Linked DNA regions of Homo sapiens: region 1 is linked to region 2. The links are chromatin loops, found by intact Hi-C in ENCODE. Cell type or tissue: endothelial cell of umbilical vein. All regions are shown on one strand. Each heading gives the region's core, and the rest is flanking DNA. Links, peaks and the distances in the headings are about the cores only. Region 1 holds the start of CPT1B (carnitine palmitoyltransferase 1B). Region 2 overlaps SHANK3 (SH3 and multiple ankyrin repeat domains 3).

What was found. Hi-C counts contacts between places; a loop is a spot of excess contacts. Peaks named below come from ENCODE experiments on the same cell type or tissue, not always from the same donor. Only the 100,000 strongest peaks of a DNase experiment are listed, where the experiment ranks them.
Region 1: it touches region 2 in a loop (10-fold over the local background); 9 of 110 quality-filtered maps call a loop at or near these places.

Annotation. Positions count from the first base shown.
Region 1 is chr22:50,571,287-50,579,353 of GRCh38, reverse strand. It overlaps CPT1B (carnitine palmitoyltransferase 1B), which reads left to right and starts at 927. Exons shown (of 20, transcript NM_152246.3): 1 at 927-968; 2 at 1,420-1,579; 3 at 1,891-2,030; 4 at 2,320-2,497; 5 at 2,717-2,818; 6 at 3,019-3,156; 7 at 3,242-3,319; 8 at 4,754-4,861; 9 at 4,935-5,019; 10 at 5,639-5,834; 11 at 6,294-6,479; 12 at 7,046-7,151; 13 at 7,232-7,348; 14 at 7,815-7,979; 1 more. The coding sequence starts at 1,439. It overlaps CHKB (choline kinase beta), which reads left to right. Exons shown (of 11, transcript NM_005198.5): 11 at 99-391. The coding sequence ends at 173. CHKB-CPT1B (CHKB-CPT1B readthrough (NMD candidate)) reads left to right here. Exons shown (of 30, transcript NR_027928.2): 11 at 99-318; 12 at 1,420-1,579; 13 at 1,891-2,030; 14 at 2,320-2,497; 15 at 2,717-2,818; 16 at 3,019-3,156; 17 at 3,242-3,319; 18 at 4,754-4,861; 19 at 4,935-5,019; 20 at 5,639-5,834; 21 at 6,294-6,479; 22 at 7,046-7,151; 23 at 7,232-7,348; 24 at 7,815-7,979; 1 more. RefSeq lists silencers at 896-1,015, 1,356-1,435, 2,920-3,214 and an enhancer at 2,920-3,214. In endothelial cell of umbilical vein, for the core only: a CTCF peak has its summit at 3,074; a DNase peak (open chromatin) is centred at 3,083.
Region 2 is chr22:50,686,724-50,697,319 of GRCh38, reverse strand. It overlaps SHANK3 (SH3 and multiple ankyrin repeat domains 3), which reads right to left. Exons shown (of 25, transcript NM_001372044.2): 12 at 2,274-2,545. It also overlaps the pseudogene RNU6-409P. Among named protein-coding and RNA genes, the nearest start is that of SHANK3, 19 kb to the right of the region's middle. RefSeq lists an enhancer at 1,767-2,267. In endothelial cell of umbilical vein, for the core only: a CTCF peak has its summit at 5,603 (motif pointing right); a DNase peak (open chromatin) is centred at 5,619.

The sequences.
Region 1 (8,067 bases), core at 1-8,000, 120 kb after region 2:
CCTGGGGAGTCCCGGGTGGCTGTGGGCAGCCTGAGGTGGATGTAGAATGCTGGTCCCACGTCTTCTCACCACTGTGTGGGGTGGGTTTCCTTCCCTAGGACTATGCCCAGTCTCGGTTCCAGTTCTACTTCCAGCAGAAGGGGCAGCTGACCAGTGTCCACTCCTCATCCTGACTCCACCCTCCCACTCCTTGGATTTCTCCTGGAGCCTCCAGGGCAGGACCTTGGAGGGAGGAACAACGAGCAGAAGGCCCTGGCGACTGGGCTGAGCCCCCAAGTGAAACTGAGGTTCAGGAGACCGGCCTGTTCCTGAGTTTGAGTAGGTCCCCATGGCTGGCAGGCCAGAGCCCCGTGCTGTGTATGTAACACAATAAACAAGCTTCTTCTTCCCACCCTGTCCTGGCCCTGCTGAGCAGCAGCAGAAAGTACCAAACCGAGCAGTACACACAAAGGGACTCTTCAGTGCTCTGGGATTGAAAGTGGTTAGCGTTCATGCTGCCAGTTGGGGTCCCCCATCCCTCCCCAGTCCCCTGGCTGCAGCTTAGAATAATAAATACTAGGACTTGGGGAGGAGGAGAGTGATGGGGGTATGAAGACGACCCTGAGGTGGGGATGCCGCCCGGAGCACCAGCGATCCCAGAACAGGCAGCAGCTGACACATCGGTGACCTTTTCCCTACATTTGGCTATTTTTAGCTCTAAAGCCACCATCCTCACGAGACTCTGGGGCCCCCCAGGCTCCCAGACCTTTGAGCAACCTTCACCGCACAGAAACCCAGCCGCGCCCTGCAATTCCCACCGCGGAAGGTGGGTGGGTTCTGGTTCTCGCCCCACGTTTTTCCCCGACCCCGATTTGGGAGTAGGTGTCAGGTTCCTGGTGAGGGCGGGGCGGGGGTGGCTAGGCCTGAAGGACGTGGGGACACGGGCCAGAGTGGCTGGCCCCACGCACGGACAGGAGTGAACCCGAGCTGTGAGTAGGGGCCGGCACAGGGCGGCCCGCGGGGGTCTGGGCCCTCAGCCCTGCACAGGGGCGAGGACGGCGCTGGGGCCCGCGCGCTCGGGTGGGGAAGGGCGGGCTCCCGAACCCTGCCTCTGTCCAGGCCGGCTCCACTTCCAGGGGCGCCTCTCTCCCCTGCCCGCGCCCTCGCTGACGCCCCCCAACTCCAGGCTGCCCTTCGCCGTCCTTGGGGCTCCTGGAGCTTTCAAGGCCCAAATCCCCTGCACCACAGTGGCTGTGCCCACCCGGAAGGCTGGCGCGAGGATTTGGCGGCGGTTGGCCTGGCGGGGGGCGCGGGCCGGGGGCAGCCGCTAGTCGCGGGGTGGGGGGCGCGAGGGGTCGCGGACTGGCTGGGGGCGTCTCGGCGCGGCTGGCGGCGGGGCCGGCCTAAGCGCGCCCGCGCACCCATCTGCCCCCGTCCTAGGTGCCGACCAACCCCCAGGATGGCGGAAGCTCACCAGGCCGTGGCCTTCCAGTTCACGGTGACCCCAGACGGGGTCGACTTCCGGCTCAGTCGGGAGGCCCTGAAACACGTCTACCTGTCTGGGATCAACTCCTGGAAGAAACGCCTGATCCGCATCAAGGTGCGCACAGGTGCTTCTCCCAGAGCGTAGGCAGAGGCCGGCTGTCAGCTGTTAAGCGCTTTGTTAGGGTCCCTCACTGCCTCCTTGGCTGGCACTTCTGCCCGGTACAGGTTGTGGAAGTACAGACACCAGAGGGGTGCACAGGATGTGGTCGGACACAGGGAGCTGTGGGTGTGGCGGAGGAAGGAGCACAGCAGGGCATCAGGAGAGAAAGCCTTCCAGGCCAAGACCAGGAGCCAGTTCCCAAGACTTCACAGGCAGGCTAACCTCCCGCCTTCCGGCTCCATAAGGGCGCCTGTTTCTGCCCACAGAATGGCATCCTCAGGGGCGTGTACCCTGGCAGCCCCACCAGCTGGCTGGTCGTCATCATGGCAACAGTGGGTTCCTCCTTCTGCAACGTGGACATCTCCTTGGGGCTGGTCAGTTGCATCCAGAGATGCCTCCCTCAGGGGTAAGGAGTGAAACTGGAAGGGCACAGGTGCCACCAGGGAGGGCTGGGCCCAGCTCCCAAGGCTGAGGTTCCTGAGCTGGGCAGATACAGGACAGCAGCCATTGGCAGTCACGGGGCAGCCCTCCCCTATGACAACCATTGTCTTAGCCCTACATCCGCTCATTTGATGCAGTCAGACATGAGTGTGCCCAGGGAGGTTCTTCCCCTTGGTGTCTCCCCTGAGACAGTTCACAGCCACCCGAGGCTGGCCTCAAGAGGACCCCCTGCAGCCCTTGCCCCTCTCCAATAGGTGTGGCCCCTACCAGACCCCGCAGACCCGGGCACTTCTCAGCATGGCCATCTTCTCCACGGGCGTCTGGGTGACGGGCATCTTCTTCTTCCGCCAAACCCTGAAGCTGCTTCTCTGCTACCATGGGTGGATGTTTGAGATGCATGGCAAGACCAGCAACTTGACCAGGATCTGGGCTGTGAGCAGCAGCCAGTGGAGGGGTTCAGGCACCTGGGTTGAGACTCTTTGGACTCCTTTGGGGTTCTGAGCTAGACGGGAGAGGCAGACAGGGCACTGGTGCCTGGTGTGTGGTTTGTCCTGGAGGGGCTGGGATGGCTCTGAGGGTCTCAGGGAGTTGCTGGTTGGTTTCCATTTTTTCCACTGGCTCCCACCCCAGCACTCTGCTCTGTACCCCCAGATGTGTATCCGCCTTCTATCCAGCCGGCACCCTATGCTCTACAGCTTCCAGACATCTCTGCCCAAGCTTCCTGTGCCCAGGGTGTCAGCCACAATTCAGCGGGTGAGGGCCTCGCTTGGGCATCCCAGTGGGCAGGGGAGGTTGGATTCAGGAGATGTTTCCAAATATAAGGTTCTGTGCAAAGAGTGGCCTTAAGGGCTTGAGAATAATGGGGCTGGGTGAGGAGGGAGAGGTGGGAAGAGGATTAAGATAGAGGCAGCCCTTGCCATCTGGCCCCACGGTGATGATAACTGGCTGGACAGTACCTAGAGTCTGTGCGCCCCTTGTTGGATGATGAGGAATATTACCGCATGGAGTTGCTGGCCAAAGAATTCCAGGACAAGACTGCCCCCAGGCTGCAGAAATACCTGGTGCTCAAGTCATGGTGGGCAAGTAACTATGTAAGTTCCTGCCCCTGGGCTCACTGTCACCTGCCATGTGTCCTGGCTGCACCCGCCCCAGCTCTAACCTTCCACCTCCCCACAGGTGAGTGACTGGTGGGAAGAGTACATCTACCTTCGAGGCAGGAGCCCTCTCATGGTGAACAGCAACTATTATGTCATGGTATGAACTAGAGCCCCCAGGTCCCCGCACGTGCTCAGCTCTGTCCCAGCTCCAAGGCAAGGGATCTGGAGGACAGCCCAGAGCTCTAGTAGCAGCTTCCGTGGGCAAGTGGGGGTTATGGAGTGAGGCCTGAGGGAAAGGGAAGAGAGAGAGGAGATCCTAGAAGAGTCCAGAAGCAGCTTAGGGGCAATGGGGATCCTAAGGATGAGGAGAGTGGAGACCGCCAGCCTGCCACCGCTTCTCAGAGTCCCGGGGTCACTGCCCCTGCCCAGCTCGGGCTCTGTCACCTCTTTCCTTGGTTTCCTCACTGGCCTCCTGGCCATGGGTTCCCAGCTGTCCTGACACCATAACCAGGGAATTGTCTAGAACGTGTCTTGCTTTGTGTCCCTCTGCAGAGCCGGACAGCAGAATGGAGGCCAGGCTGCTGCTTTTAGAGCTCAGGAAGTCAGTCTGCCTCTGCCCCATGTAACTGGCCCTTCTGAGTCTCTGGGTCTCCCAGCCACCTGGGCTGTATGGCATGCCTCTTCTCTCCTTTCCCACGGTCCAAAGCACACTTGACTTGCCAGAGCCTACTGGAATTCTCCTCCATAAGCTGTCCTTCCAGGAACTTACACACAACTTGCCCATAGCAGAGGTTTTAAACTGCTTTTTAGTGGTAGAACCCCTTTATCAAAGCAAAAGAAGTAGAATATAAGCACATAAAATAGCTTATAAAAAGGCAGCTCGGGCCGGGTGCAGTGGCTCACGCCTGTAATCCCAGCACTTTGGGAGGCCGAGGCAGGTGGATCACAAGGTCAGGAGATCGAGAGCATCCTAACACGGTGAAACCCCGTCTCTACCAAAAATACAAAAAATTAGCCGGGCGTGGTGGTGGGCGTCTGTAGTCCCAGCTACTCGGGAGGCTGAGGCAGGCAAATGGCGTGAACCCGGGAGGTGGAGCTTGAAATGAGCCGAGATCGCACCACTGCACTCCAGCCTGGGTGACAAGAGCGAGACTCTATCTCAGAAAAATAAATAAATAAAAATTTAAAAATAAAAATAAATAAACAAATAAAAAGGAAGCTCAGAGCCAGGCGTGGTGGTGCATGACTCTAATCCCTGCAACTCAGGAGGCTGCAGCAGGAGGATCACTTAGGGCGAGTAATTTGAGGCTGCAGTGAGCCATGCTTGTTCCGCTGCACTCCAGCCTGGGCGACAGAGCAAGACCCTAACTCTAAAAAATAAAGAATAAAGCAGCTCAGGCTGAAGCTGGAGCAGAGGGTTACTGCGATCAGTTGTGCATTTCTGGAGGTTCACCCCGGCAGCATGTGCAGGATGTACTGGAAGAGGGAGACAGAACACCTCAGGCCCCCGAATAGATTGGTCCTTGGGTCAGCAAGACTCAGGTGACACCCAGACAGAGGCCCCCACCCCGCGGGCTCTGTTCCTCTGTAGGACCTTGTGCTCATCAAGAATACAGACGTGCAGGCAGCCCGCCTGGGAAACATCATCCACGCCATGATCATGTATCGCCGTAAACTGGACCGTGAAGAAATCAAGCCTGTGAGTTGCGTCAGGGTTGAAGGTGGGATGGGAGGGGAGACCTGAGTCTGAGCCATGCTGGGCCTTCCCTCAGGTGATGGCACTGGGCATAGTGCCTATGTGCTCCTACCAGATGGAGAGGATGTTCAACACCACTCGGATCCCGGGCAAGGACACAGGTAACTGAGCCCCCTCGCTGCTACCTGTGGGCCATCTGGCTGGCTCGCTGCCCTCCTGCCTGCTCATCACCAAGCGTCCCCAGTGTCTCAGGGTCCTGAAACTGTGAACAGTAGTCAATTGTGACAGATACTAGACATCCATTGTTTACAGGCATGATGCTGGCGCAGGGACCCCACAGGGCCCAGAGCAGAGCCCCTCCCCTCCGGGGCTCACTGCGCATGGTGAAGGGAGTCCTGCTGCAGCCCAAAGCTTAGGACAGACCCGGCGCTGCCATGGAGCCGGCAGAGGAGGGGAGGGGCGCACCCAGGGGTCTGGCAGAGGCAGCAGCCTTCCCTGCTTCTGACACTGTATCCTTAGGCGGTTTGCACAACCCTCTAGTGCGTCGTTTCCTCTTCTGTGAAATACTTTATAGGATTGTTGGTGTTGCGTGAGAGAGAGTGGAAGCACCCAGCACAGGGCCTGGTTTAGGACACACGGATCCCATCCAGGGGGCAGGAAGGCCCAGGCAGAGGCCGAGCAAAACAGGGTCTGCAGGGGTCACCTAGTGCATGGGAGGTGGGCCCTTCCCAGGATGTAGCTGGGGGCCCCGCCTCAGCTTGCCCGTGGCCTGTATCACAGATGTGCTACAGCACCTCTCAGACAGCCGGCACGTGGCTGTCTACCACAAGGGACGCTTCTTCAAGCTGTGGCTCTATGAGGGCGCCCGTCTGCTCAAGCCTCAGGATCTGGAGATGCAGTTCCAGAGGATCCTGGACGACCCCTCCCCACCTCAGCCTGGGGAGGAGAAGCTGGCAGCCCTCACTGCAGGAGGAAGGTATTGGCCTCTAGGAAGGGACTGTCCCCACCCTGAGTTCAGGGCTCCGTGAGGAGAGGAGCGTGGCCCTGCCTGCCACCCTGGAACTGGAGGCTGGAGGCACAACTAGGGGAGGGGCATTGGTGGTCATGGCAGCAGGACAGCCAGCATAACCTACCTCTGACGGGTGGCAGCCAGGTGAAGTGTGCAGAGGGTGGGGACACCCTCCAAAATAGCTTGGCACCCCCCACCTCCAGGCCCAGCCTGGCACACACACCCCCACCTCCAGGCGCAGCCTGGCACGCACCCCAACACCTCCAGGCCCAGCCTGGCACCCCCACATCTCCAGGTCCAGCGTGGTACCCCCCATCTCCAGGTCCAGCCTGGCACCCCACCCCCATCTCCAGGTCCAGCCAGGCCCTCAGAGGCACCCTCATCCCAAGTCCACGTGCCCACTGCTTACCCTGCCCCATGCTTCAGGGTGGAGTGGGCGCAGGCACGCCAGGCCTTCTTTAGCTCTGGAAAGAATAAGGCTGCCTTGGAGGCCATCGAGCGTGCCGCTTTCTTCGTGGCCCTGGATGAGGAATCCTACTCCTATGACCCCGAAGATGAGGCCAGCCTCAGCCTCTATGGCAAGGCCCTGCTACATGGCAACTGCTACAACAGGTACGGCAGCCCCAGCCCCACAGGTTACAGCTTAAGGTTAAAAGTTAGGGTTATGGTTAGAGGATTAAAGATAAAAGAAGGTAGGGTTATGAGCTGGGTGCAGTGGCACACACCTGTGATCCTAGCACTTTGGGGGCCAAGGCAGGTGGATCACTTGAGTGCAGGAGCTCAAGACCAGCCTGGGCAACGGAGCGAGACCCCTTCATAAAAGTAGTTAGGATTGTGATTAGTGGTTGGGTAGGGCTAGTGGCTAGGGTTAAAAGCTAGGGTTTGGGTTATAGAATAGGGTTAAAAGCCGGGCATGGTGGCAGGCACCTGTAATCCCAGCTAGTCGGAAGGCTGACGCAGGAGAAGCCCTTGAACCCGGGAGGTTATGGGAAGCTAAGATCACACCACTGCACTCCAGCCTGGGCAACAGAGCAAGATTCCATCTCAATTTAAAAAAAAAGTGAGAGAAAAAGAGAGAGAGAATAGGGTTAGTAATTAGGGTTAAAGGTTGGGGTTGCAGGTCAGGCACCTCTGGACATTCCCAGCTTTGGTTCTTCATGTGTCTACTCTTCCTGCAGGTGGTTTGACAAATCCTTCACTCTCATTTCCTTCAAGAATGGCCAGTTGGGTCTCAATGCAGAGCATGCGTGGGCAGATGCTCCCATCATTGGGCACCTCTGGGAGGTAATAGCCTTGCAGAGGGAACCTGCAGGGCAGGCTGTAGGGGATGAGGCCAGCCTCTCAGTCTCATCCTCTCCCTGCAGTTTGTCCTGGGCACAGACAGCTTCCACCTGGGCTACACGGAGACCGGGCACTGCCTGGGCAAACCGAACCCTGCGCTCGCACCTCCTACACGGCTGCAGTGGGACATTCCAAAACAGGTGGGTTGGAAGCTCCCAGAGCAGGTGTGAGACCACAAAGCAGCAGGTGGGTACAGCCCCGACGAGGCCTGAGCCTCCTCCTCCCCTGCTGGCCTCACTGCCTGGCCCAGCCCTCGGGAAGGCACAGGGCACGTCTCAGGATACCTGTAGAGTCCAAACTGGCTTCAGGGAGGACAGAGACCACCCACCGCCCCTGGGGCCATCTGTGTTTAGAGACAGCCATGAGATGGAGGAGGCACTCACAGGCCCCTGGAGCATTTTCAGCACTTCCCTCTTACCCACAAAGCTGAGCCCGGCCTCTGGGGGCTGATTCTCCCTCAGACTGTCTTTTGCGTACCCTCCTCCTGAAGATGTCTTGGCCGGCTGTGCCCTTTCTCCACCAGCTAAACGTCATGCCTCCTAGACATGACCCAGAGTCCTGCTTGGAGAGCCCTACCCTCAGCTGACCCTTCCCATGTCTTGGCAGTGCCAGGCGGTCATCGAGAGTTCCTACCAGGTGGCCAAGGCGTTGGCAGACGACGTGGAGTTGTACTGCTTCCAGTTCCTGCCCTTTGGCAAAGGCCTCATCAAGAAGTGCCGGACCAGCCCTGATGCCTTTGTGCAGATCGCGCTGCAGCTGGCTCACTTCCGGGTAGGAGCCCCGCCTCCCGCTGCTGAGAGGGCAGGGTGGTACCAGGGTCCACCTGCCAGATTCACCCCTCTGTATATCCCAGGACAGG
Region 2 (10,596 bases), core at 1,432-9,431:
CCAGCAAAGCCGCCTGGAGCCGGTGAACGGGAGGGAGGGGCGCCCCCCCCACCCCTCCAGGTCCAGGGCCCGGATCGCTGGGTGCCCAGTCCCCCTCTAGGCCTGGGTCCCCTCGTCCTGGACACCGGCCCCTGCCCACGCCCACTGCGTGATGCCCACCTTCCCCAGACCACTCCCAGACTGGGGTAGAGCCTGAGCTCTCACTCCTCCACTGGGGCTCTGCTCAGAAGCCTGCAGTGGCTCCCTAGTACCCAGGCAGGCCAGAGCCACCCGCTTTTCCAAGAGCCAGGCTCCCTCGGGCTTGGCAGTTTGCTACGCTCTAGTCACACGGGGCACCTCTCCTTCCCCTCCTGTGGGCTGTCCGTCACGCAGTTGCCAACACCTGAACTACTCTAACATCCTGACCCCTGGGCCAGCTGTTAAGTGACGGGCTCTCAGCCCAAACTCCCCCGCCGTGCCCCGTGTGATACTGGGGGGCTGATGGGGGTCGGGTCCCGGTCCGGCTCAACCGACAGAGGGCGCAGCGACCCGCGCGGTGCAGGGCCCAGCCTCGCCTCCCCCAGGGGGTGACTTCTCTCCTCGGGGCACCGAACTTCCTCAGCCCCTCCCGAGAGCTGCAGACCCTTGTCCACTCACCAGGGCAGCCCCATAAGGGGATCACTGCCCACCTAACTGCTGCTTAGCCCGGGCCCTCGGCTGTCAACTTCCTGAGACCCACCACCTCTGACGCACCAGGCACCCAATAAATGTTTGCGAGGAAGGAAAAAACAGAATTCTGCCATCCCCACAGAGCAGGTGAGCTGGAGCCCCTCACACAGCAGGTCTTAGTTTTGTGTCTGCTGAAAGGATGAATGAACACGTACAAAAAATGAATGCAGGGAGGAGCCTGTGGCAACGCGTGCCTCCAACTCAGGAGCAGCCTTTCTGCGGGATGGAAACATCCGGAATGCAGAATGTGTTCTTTCAGCCACTGGGCCGCCCAGCCCTTAGAAAATCCGCGGGTCTATAAGAAAGCTTCAGGGGAGAATTGAGATTTGGGGCAGTACAGCCAGCCTTGCGAGTCCAACAAGCCCAGGCAAAGACAGACACGGAGACATCGCTGAGACCAGGCTGCAGAGCAGGGGCGGCAGCACAGGAAGGGGCGCCTTCCATAGGCCCTGCTGCACCCTGAGCCCTCTGCTGAACACTCAGGCTTAGAAAGTTGGGGATTGGGTCTACCTGGGGCCCAGTGAAGCTGATCCGTAGCTCTGTGACTCTGGACCCGTCACAGGCCCCACCTGCGTACCAGGACGCTCATCTGTAACATGGTATTAATAGAGCATGAACATGTACGTTCGTCAAGGTTAAAGGAGCTAGTATACACATGCCATTCAGCCCAACAGCGGGCCTGGACTGACAGAACTGTAAAGGCCGGCGGCCATCCTGACAACAACATACTGTTTATGTAACTCTTCCACTCAACAATGTCTGCCAAACACCCTCCTCAGTGCCTGGCTCTGATGAAACTAGGAAACGACAAAGACGGTGCCTGCCTTCAAGGCACAGGGAGGGCAGGTGCTTTTACCGGCAGTTGCCAGACTCTGCCAGGTGATCCCTCACCTGCCCAGGGCATTCTGGAAGGCTTCCCAAAGACAATGACTTAGGTAGGACTATTCCCACTTACTGATGAGAAGCCCAGGCACAAAGTGGCTGAGAGCCAGTGCGCCCACCTCAGCACCCAATGCACAGCCCAGAGAGGCCAGTGGGCTCCGGTCCAGGCATCCCTGCCTCAGGGACCCAGGCCTCAGGGTGAGGGTAAAGAATAGAAGCCACAGAGTCCTGTAGGTGTGCCAGGGCTGGGGGAAACCATGAGTATACCCTGGGGACAGGGCTGGGGCTTACCTGTAGGTTTTGGGCCCTACTGGAGTGGCAACTCCATCCCTGTCCCCCTTACCACAGGCCACCAGCCCTGACTCTTCCCAGCCATGCCTGACAATGCAGTGTGTTTTCTAAATCACAGGTAGGAGCATACCCTCTCCACCTAACACGCTCCCTCAACTGCCCACTGTCCTCATGGCAAGCCCAGCTCCAACCGGAAATCAGCGTGCATGTGCCTGTCCCCACCTCCAGAGATGCCTTCTTCCCTTCCCCAACCAGGAAGCCCTAGCCCATCACTACACAGGTGCTAGGCACCACCAGGCCTCTCTCTGCCTCCCGGTGCTGGCTCCTCCTGGCTCAGGTCCCGGCACCCCACCCTCCCAACCCCTCCAGGGCCTGCCAGCCCCCTCCTACCTGATCTTGCTTTGGCCGGCCCTGCCTGCTAAAGGGCCACTGATGTTGCTCTCCTGGTCGGCATCCCGGTCACGATCTTTCTCCTCTTGCAGCCGCTGGAGCAGCAGCTGGTGGGGGAGGCTTCTCAGCGAGGGTCCAGGAGAAGCTGCTGGCTGTGCCTCCCCCTTCAGGTTGATATCGCTGGCTGAGCGCTGCAGAGGCCGAGGGGATGCCAAGCCACTGGGGCCAGCCAGTCGCCGCCGCTTCGCATAGCTGGGGGTTTCCCTGAATGGTACTGGGGTAAGGGGGCATAGGTAAGACTCTGAACAGCCAGCTGGGTGACCAACTTGTCCAGTTTGCCCAGGCTTTCCAGATGTTAAAACTAAATCCTATGTTCCAGGAACTGCCTTGGTTCCAGGCAAACCAAAAGAGTTGGCCACCCTACAAATGAAGCTACCATTAAGGGGCCACATCCCAGTCAAACTGCCTCTCACCCTAGCTTCAGAGGTAGAAGCCTGCTTCTCCTCTCAGCCGAAAGGGGCCTTGAGGGTGCTCAGATATGCTCTAAGAACTGCATTTCACAAGCTTCAGGAGAGACAAAACAGGCTACATGTGACGAATCTCACCAGACTACTGCTGAACAGGACCATTTGCAGTTAACTATAACCAGGGAAACTATAAAAGACATTCTAGACCAGGGATCAGCAAACCTTTTCTGGAAAGAATTGGACAGTAACTACTTAAGGCTTTGCAAGCTATATAGTCTGTGTTGCAATGACTCAACTCTGCCACCGCAGCATGAAAACCACCACAAACAACATACAAGCAGATAGGTGTGTTTGTGTTCCAATAGAATTTTACTTAAAAAGCAGATAGTGATTAAAAAGTATTATCCAACTATATGCTACTTACAAAATAATCACTTTAAATCCAAAGACACAAATAGGTTCAAAGTGAAAGGATAAAAAAAGCAATCTAATGTAAATAGTAACCAAAAGAGAGCTGGGTGGTTATATTAACATCATACAAAATAAACTTTAAGATAAAAACTGTAACAAGAGACAGAGAAGGACATTATATGTTGATTAACAATTACTAACATATACACACCGAACAACAGAACATCAAAATATGATACAAACAACACAATTTAAGAGAGAAATAGACAGTTCCACAATAATAGTAAGAAACTTTAATACCTTACTTTCAATAATGGGTAGAACATCTGGAGAGATCAATAAGGACATAGAAGACTTAAACCAATTAGACTCAACGATACGTACAGAACATGCCACCCAACAAGAGCAGAATATATTCAAGAATTCTTCTCGAGTACACATGGAACATTCTCCCAGACAGACTGTATGTTTGGCCGCAAAACAAGTCTTGATAAAGTTTTAAAAGACTGAAATCATACAAAGTATCTTTTTCAACCACAACGAAACAAAGCTAGAAATCGAGAAGTGAAAGAAAACTGGAAAATTCACAAATATGTGGAAATTAAACACCATACTCCTAAGCAACCAATGTGTCAAAAAAGAAACCAGGCTCAAAAAAGAAATGGTGGCTCAAGCCTATAATCCCAGCACTTTGGGAGGTCAAGGCAGGAGGATCACTTGAAGTCAGGAGTTTGAGACCAGCCTGGACAACATAGTGACACCCCCATCTCTATAAAAAATAGAAAAAGCCAGGTGTGGTGCTGCACCCTGTAGTTACAGCTACTCAGGAAGCTGAGGTGGGAGGATGGCTTGAGACTAGGAGGTTGAGGCTGCAGTGAGCCAAAATCAAGCCAGGGCACTCCAGCCTGGGCCATAGAGTGAGATCCCATCTCTTAAAAAAAAAAAAGAAAGAAAGAGAAAAAAGAAATCAATCATAAGGAAAATTAGAAAACACTTTAAGACAAACAAGAACAAAAATACAACATATGGAGCAAAAGCAGTACTTAAAGGGAAACAACGCTGTAAACACTTACTTTTAAAAAGGAAAACAATCTCAAATCAATAACCTAATTATACATCTTAAGAAACAAGAGAAGGCCGGGTTCAGTGGCTCACGCCTGTAATCCTAGCACTTTGGGAGGCCAAGGCAGGTAGATCACTTGAGGTCGGGAGTTCGAAACCAGCCTGACCAACATGGAGAAACCCCGTCTCTACTAATAATACAAAAATTGGCCGGGTGTGGCAGTGCATGCCTGTAATCCCAGCTACTCAGGAGGCTGAGGCATGAGAATTGCTTGAACCCAGGAGGCGGAGGTGGTGGTGAGCCAAGATTGCGCCATTGCACTACCGCCTGGGCACCAAGAGTGAAACTCCATCTCACGAAAAAAAAGAAACAAAAAAGAAACGAGAAGGCGAGGCTCAGTGGCTCATGCCTGTAATCCCAGCACTTTGGGAGGCCAAAGCGGGAGCATCACTTCAGCCCAGGAGCTCAAGACCAGCCTAGCAACATAGTGAGACCTTGTCTGTATGAATGAACCAATAAAAGAAAAGAAAAGAGGCCGGGCACAGTGGCTCATGCCTGTAATCCCAGCACTTGGGAGGCCGAGGCAGGCAGATCACCTGAGGTTGGGAGTTCGAGACCAGCCTGACCAACATGAAGAAACTCTGCCTCTAAAAAATACAAAATTAGCCAGGCATGGTGGTGGGTCCCTGTAATCCCAGCTACTCGGGAGGCTGAGGCAGGAGAATCGCTTGAACCCAGTTGGCGGAGGTTGTGGTGAGCTGAGATCACACCATTGCACTACAGCCTGGGCAACAAGAGCGAAACTCCATCTCCAAAAAAAAAAAGAGAGAGAAGAAAAGAAGAAACTAGAGAAAGAAGAGCAAACAAAATAAAGAGGAAGGAAGCAAGAGAGGGAGGGACGGAGGGACGGACAGACTAGAGAAAGACCAAAAAGAAACAAACAAAAAAACAAGAGAAAGAAGAGCAAACCAAACTAGCAAAAGAAAGAAAAGCTAGCAGAAGGAAGGAAACAGTAAGATTAGAGCAGAGATAAACAAAAGAGAAAAACAGCGGAGAATCAAGGAAATAAAAGGTTGTTTCTTTGACAATATCAACATAATTGACAAACCTTTGGCTAGATTGACTAGTAAGGAGAGAAGATGGACAGAAATAACTAAAATCACAAATGAAATTTGGGGACTTACTATCAGTGTTACAGAAGTTAAAAAGGAATATAACACTATGAACAATTACATGCCAACAAATAGAAAAGCTAGATGAGGTAGACAAATTTCTAGAAAAACACAAATTACCAAAACTGACTCAAGAAGAAACAGAAAATTTAAACAGACCTATAACAAGCAAAGAGATTGAATCCTTAACCACAAGCCTCCCAACGAAGAAAAGTCCACCACCAGATGGCATCACTGGTGCACTCTACTAGAAATTTAAAGAATTGACACAAATTCTCAAACTCTTCCAAAAAACAGAAGAGGAGGGAACACTCCCTCATTTCACGAGGCCAGTATTACCCTGCTACCAAAGCCAGATAAGGGCATTGCAGGAAAAGAAATCTACAGACTAATGTAATCAATATAATACATCACATTAATAGAACAAAGGGGGAAAAATGATCATTTCAATTGATGCATAAAAAGCATCTGCCATAATCCAACACTCTTTCATTATAAAAACACTCAGGAAACTAGTAATAGAAGCTAGTAACTTCCTCAACATAATAAAGGAAATTTATTAAAAATCCGAAGTGCTTGCTTCTGCAGCACATATACTAAAATTAGAATGATTCAGAGATTAGCATGTCCCCTGCACAAGGATGACATGCAAATTAATGAAGCATTCCATATTTAAAAAACAAAAAACAAACAAACAAAAAAAACACACATAGATAGCACCATACACAATGGTGAAAGATTGAATGCTTTCCCCCTAAGATCAGGAACAAGGCAAAGATGCCTGCTTTTACTACTGGTATTCAACACCGTACTGAAAGTTCTAGACAGGCAAAAATAAAAATTAAAAAAAAGGCACCCAAATTGGGAAGGAAGAAGTAAAACTATCTCTATTTGCAGATGGCATGATCCTATATGTAGAAAATCCCAAAGAATACACCAAAAGAGCTACTAGAGCTAATAAACAAATTCAGCAAAGTTGTAGGGCACAAGATCAGCACACAAAAATCACTTGTTTTTACACACCAGCAATGAACAATCCAAAAAGGAAATTAAGAAAATAATTCCATTTATAATAGCATCCAGAAGAAGAAAATAATCAAGAATAAATTTAACTAAGGAAGTAAAAAAATCTATATACTGAAAATGACAAAACACTGCTTAGAGATGACCTAAATAAATAAAAGGACATCCCATGTTCATTAATTGGAAGACAATGGTGTTAAAATGTTAATGTCACCCAGAGTGATGACAGATTCAATGCAAAATTCCAATGTCCCTTTTTGCACAAATAGAAAAGCAATGTTCAAGTCTATATGGAATTGCCAGGGGCCCTGATTAGCCAAAACGATAACAAATAAGAACAAGTTGAAGCACTCAAACCTCCTGATTTCAAAAGTTACTACACTCCGGGTGCAGTGGCTCATGCCTGTAATCCCAACACTTTGGGAGACAGAGGCGGGTGGATCACCTGAGGTCAAGAGTTCGAGACCAGCCTGCCCAACATGGTAAAACCCCATCTCTACTAATAATACAAAACTTAGCTGGGCATGGTGGCACACACCTGTAATCCCAGCTACTTTGGAGGCTGAGGCAGGAGAATTGCTTGAACCTGGGAGGCGGAGGTTGCAGTGAGCTGAGACTGCGCCATTGCACTCCAGCCTGGGTGACAAGAGCAAAACTCCATCTCCAAAAAAATAAAAATAAAAAGTTACTACAAAGCTGCAGTAATCAAACCATGTGGTCCTGGCATAAGAATATACATGTAGACCACTGGGATAGAATTGAGAGTCCAAATAAACCCACATATCTAGGATCAATTCATTTTCAACAAGGGTGCCAAGACCATTCAATGGGAAAAGAATAGTCTCTTCAACAAATGGTGCTGGACAATTGGATATTCATATGCAAAATAATGAAGATGGCTCCCTACCTCACACCATAAACAGAAGTTAAAACTTAAAATGGATCAGTGACCTAAGAGTGAAAACCGTAAAATTCTTAGAAGAAAACCTAGAGGATAAACCCTCGTGACCTATGACACCAAAAGCATGAACAACAAAAGAAAAAAATAGATACCTTGAACTTTATCAAAATTAAAAATTCTTGTACATCAAAGGACATTATCAAAAAAGTGACAAGGATCTCCTATTCTACAGAGAAAATATTTACAAATCACATATTCCACACAAGTTTAGTATTCAGAATATATAAAGAACCCTTACAACTCAACAACAAAAATAAATGACCCAATTTAAAAATGGACAAAGGACTTGACTTTTCTCCAAAGAAGATATACAAATGCCCAATAAGCACATGAAAAGATGCAAAACATCATTAGTCACTAGGGAAATACAAGTCAAAATCACAATGAAATACCATTTCACACTTACTAGGATGGCTACGGTCAAAAAAAAAAGATAGTAACAACTGTTGGTGAAGATGTGAAAAAACCGGAAGCCTCATACATCACTGGTGGGAATGCAAAATGGTGGAAAACAGTTTGGCAGTTCCTCAAGAAGTTAAACATAGAATTATCATATGATTCCAAAATTCCATTCTTAGGTATATACCTAAGAGATTGAAAATAGATATTCAAACAAGTACATGTACACACATGTTGACAGCAGCAATATTCAAAACAGTCAAAAGGTAGAAACCCACATATCCATTGACAGATGAATGCATAAACAAAATGTCATTTATACCAACAGTGAAATATTATTCAGCCATAAGAAGGAATGAAGCAGTGATATATCCTACAAGGTGAAGCTCAAAAACATGTTGAGTAAAAGCAGCCAGACACTAAGTGTCACTTATTATATGATTCCATTGACATGAAATATCAAGAATAGGTAAATCTATAGTCCACAGAGACGAAAGTGTGTTAATGGCTGACAGAGTTGGAGGGAGAGGGTAATTGATGCAGAATTATTGCTTAATGTGTCCAGGGTCTTCTTTTGTGGTGATGAAAATGTTTTGAATTCAATAGAATCGGCTGCACAACACCGTGAATATACAGAACGCTACTGAATCATTCTGGCCTAGAAGTGGTCACCTCTGCTTCCTTGCCTCTGTCACGTCGGGTCACTCTTTGGGTCCACATTGTCTCTTACCCTCTCTCAGGCACACACTCCCAGGCACAGGTGTGTTCTCATGGGCATGACAGCACCCTGGAGAAGCATTTCCCCAAGGTACTCATCAAAAGCACTGTGGGATGCCCATTCCACGCCCAGGCCAGGGACCCCACCCAAGGCCTGTCAGTCTAGAGGGGGCAAGCAAGGCTGTCGAGAGGCAGCAAGCTATCCTGTTGCCTGAAGGGTTACACAGGTCCCAGTCTACCAGATCCCACCGGGTGGCACCTGCCCACCAGAGAAGGCGGCACCTCCTTCCAGTTCCTCTTCTGTGTACAGGCCCCACTCTGGGACCCCAGTGGGCATAGGATGTAGCAAGTCATGACTGTCCTGTCCTTGGAGCAAATGTGTACGGAGGGCATGGGAGTGACAAAGGCAGACCCTGAATCAATCAGGTCTGAATTAACCCCCTCTGTGCCTCAGTTTCCTTCTCCGTAAAACAGTCTAATCACTCCTTGGGGGGTTGTTGAGAGGGCAAATTGAGATAAGGGGCTTGTATTAAATCCTGACAAATATGCTGCCTGTACTCAGGGAAATCTGGCGGTGTCACCCTAGTGTCTGTGTGTGGCACCTGATCAGGTAAGGGTGTTGTTGGCCCATGGAGCCGACGACCACATCAGGATGAACTGACACAGGTGCCTGCTCCTTACCACTGAGGGACGTGTGTCTAACTCCAACCAAGCAAGCACACCTAGGTTGGATAGCCAGTAAGTCGCAACCATGGTGACTCCAAGAGCCCTGGGGTATCTGTCCACAACGCACAGATGAGGGGCAGATGGGGCCTTCCCGCCCTCCCTCCAAGCAACTAGACCAAGGCCACCGGCAAGAGTCCAGCCCCACCCAGGATCAAACGCCACAGGACACCACAGGGGGAAGGGGATGCAAATGACCATAAGAGACCATGTTTCACTTAAGAGAAACTGAGGCGCAGAGGTCCCAGACAGCTTTCCCACGGTTAGACAATTATAGGCAGAAGAGGAGGCCCTGGCCGGGCACAGTGGCTCATGCCTGTAATCCCAGCACTTTGGGAAGCCGAGGCGGGTGGATCACGAGGTCAGGAGATCAAGACCATCCTGGCTAACACGGTGAAACCCCGTCTCTACTAAAAATACAGAAAATTAGCCAGGCATGATGGTGGGCACCTGTAATCCCAGCTACTCGGGAGGCTGAGGCAGGAGAATGGTGAGAACCCAGGAGGCGGAGCTTGCAGTGAGCCAAGATCGCGCCACTGCACTCCTGCCTGGGCTACATAGGCAGACTCCATCTCAAAAAAAAAAAAAAAAAGAGGAAGAGGCCCCACACATGCACAAACCAGGGCCTTCCAACACTAAGGGCCACCTCCAAAACACCAGCCCAAACCAGAAGTAACTATCTGCTGCCCCTTATGCAAACCCAAACCTTACCACAGTTCTCCCCTGACCTGACCCTGGACTCCGATCCTACCCATCCCACTGGCCCAGTTACTTCCTCAACACACACTTCCCTGCAGTGGCCTTGAGAGCAGCTGTGGCATTCACCGAGGGTCTGCCACAGCCTCAGATGGTTCAACTGACACAGCCTGGGGTGGAGGGGCTCATAACCAAGCCTTACAGGGGGATGTTCAGGGGGAACTCTACAGAAGAAGGGCCCTTAAACATGAAACCGACCTTAATCTTAACCCCAGTCCAAAATTCAACTCCAGCCCTGACCATGACCTCACATTAGAACCAAGTGAGAGTCCAACCCTAACATCTGCTCCAGACGTTTGCTGCCCGCTGTCACTTCAAATTAAAACAAAAACAAAAAATGGGGACACCCACGAGTAAACACTCATGGCAGGAAGGGGGTCCTGGGAGTCCATATACCAGAGAGAGGCACAGGCACCAGAGGGGACTCCGGCAGCTACAACAGGATGGTCCCAGCCTGGCCAGCAGCAACTCTCCCAGAGGGGACTCCGGCAGCTACAACAGGACCGTCCCAGCCTGGCCAGCAGCAACTCGCCCAGAGGGGACTCCGGCAGCTACAACAGGACGGTCCCAGCCTGGCCAGCAGCAACTCTCCCAGAGGGGACTCCGGCAGCTACAACTCTCCCAGAGGGGACT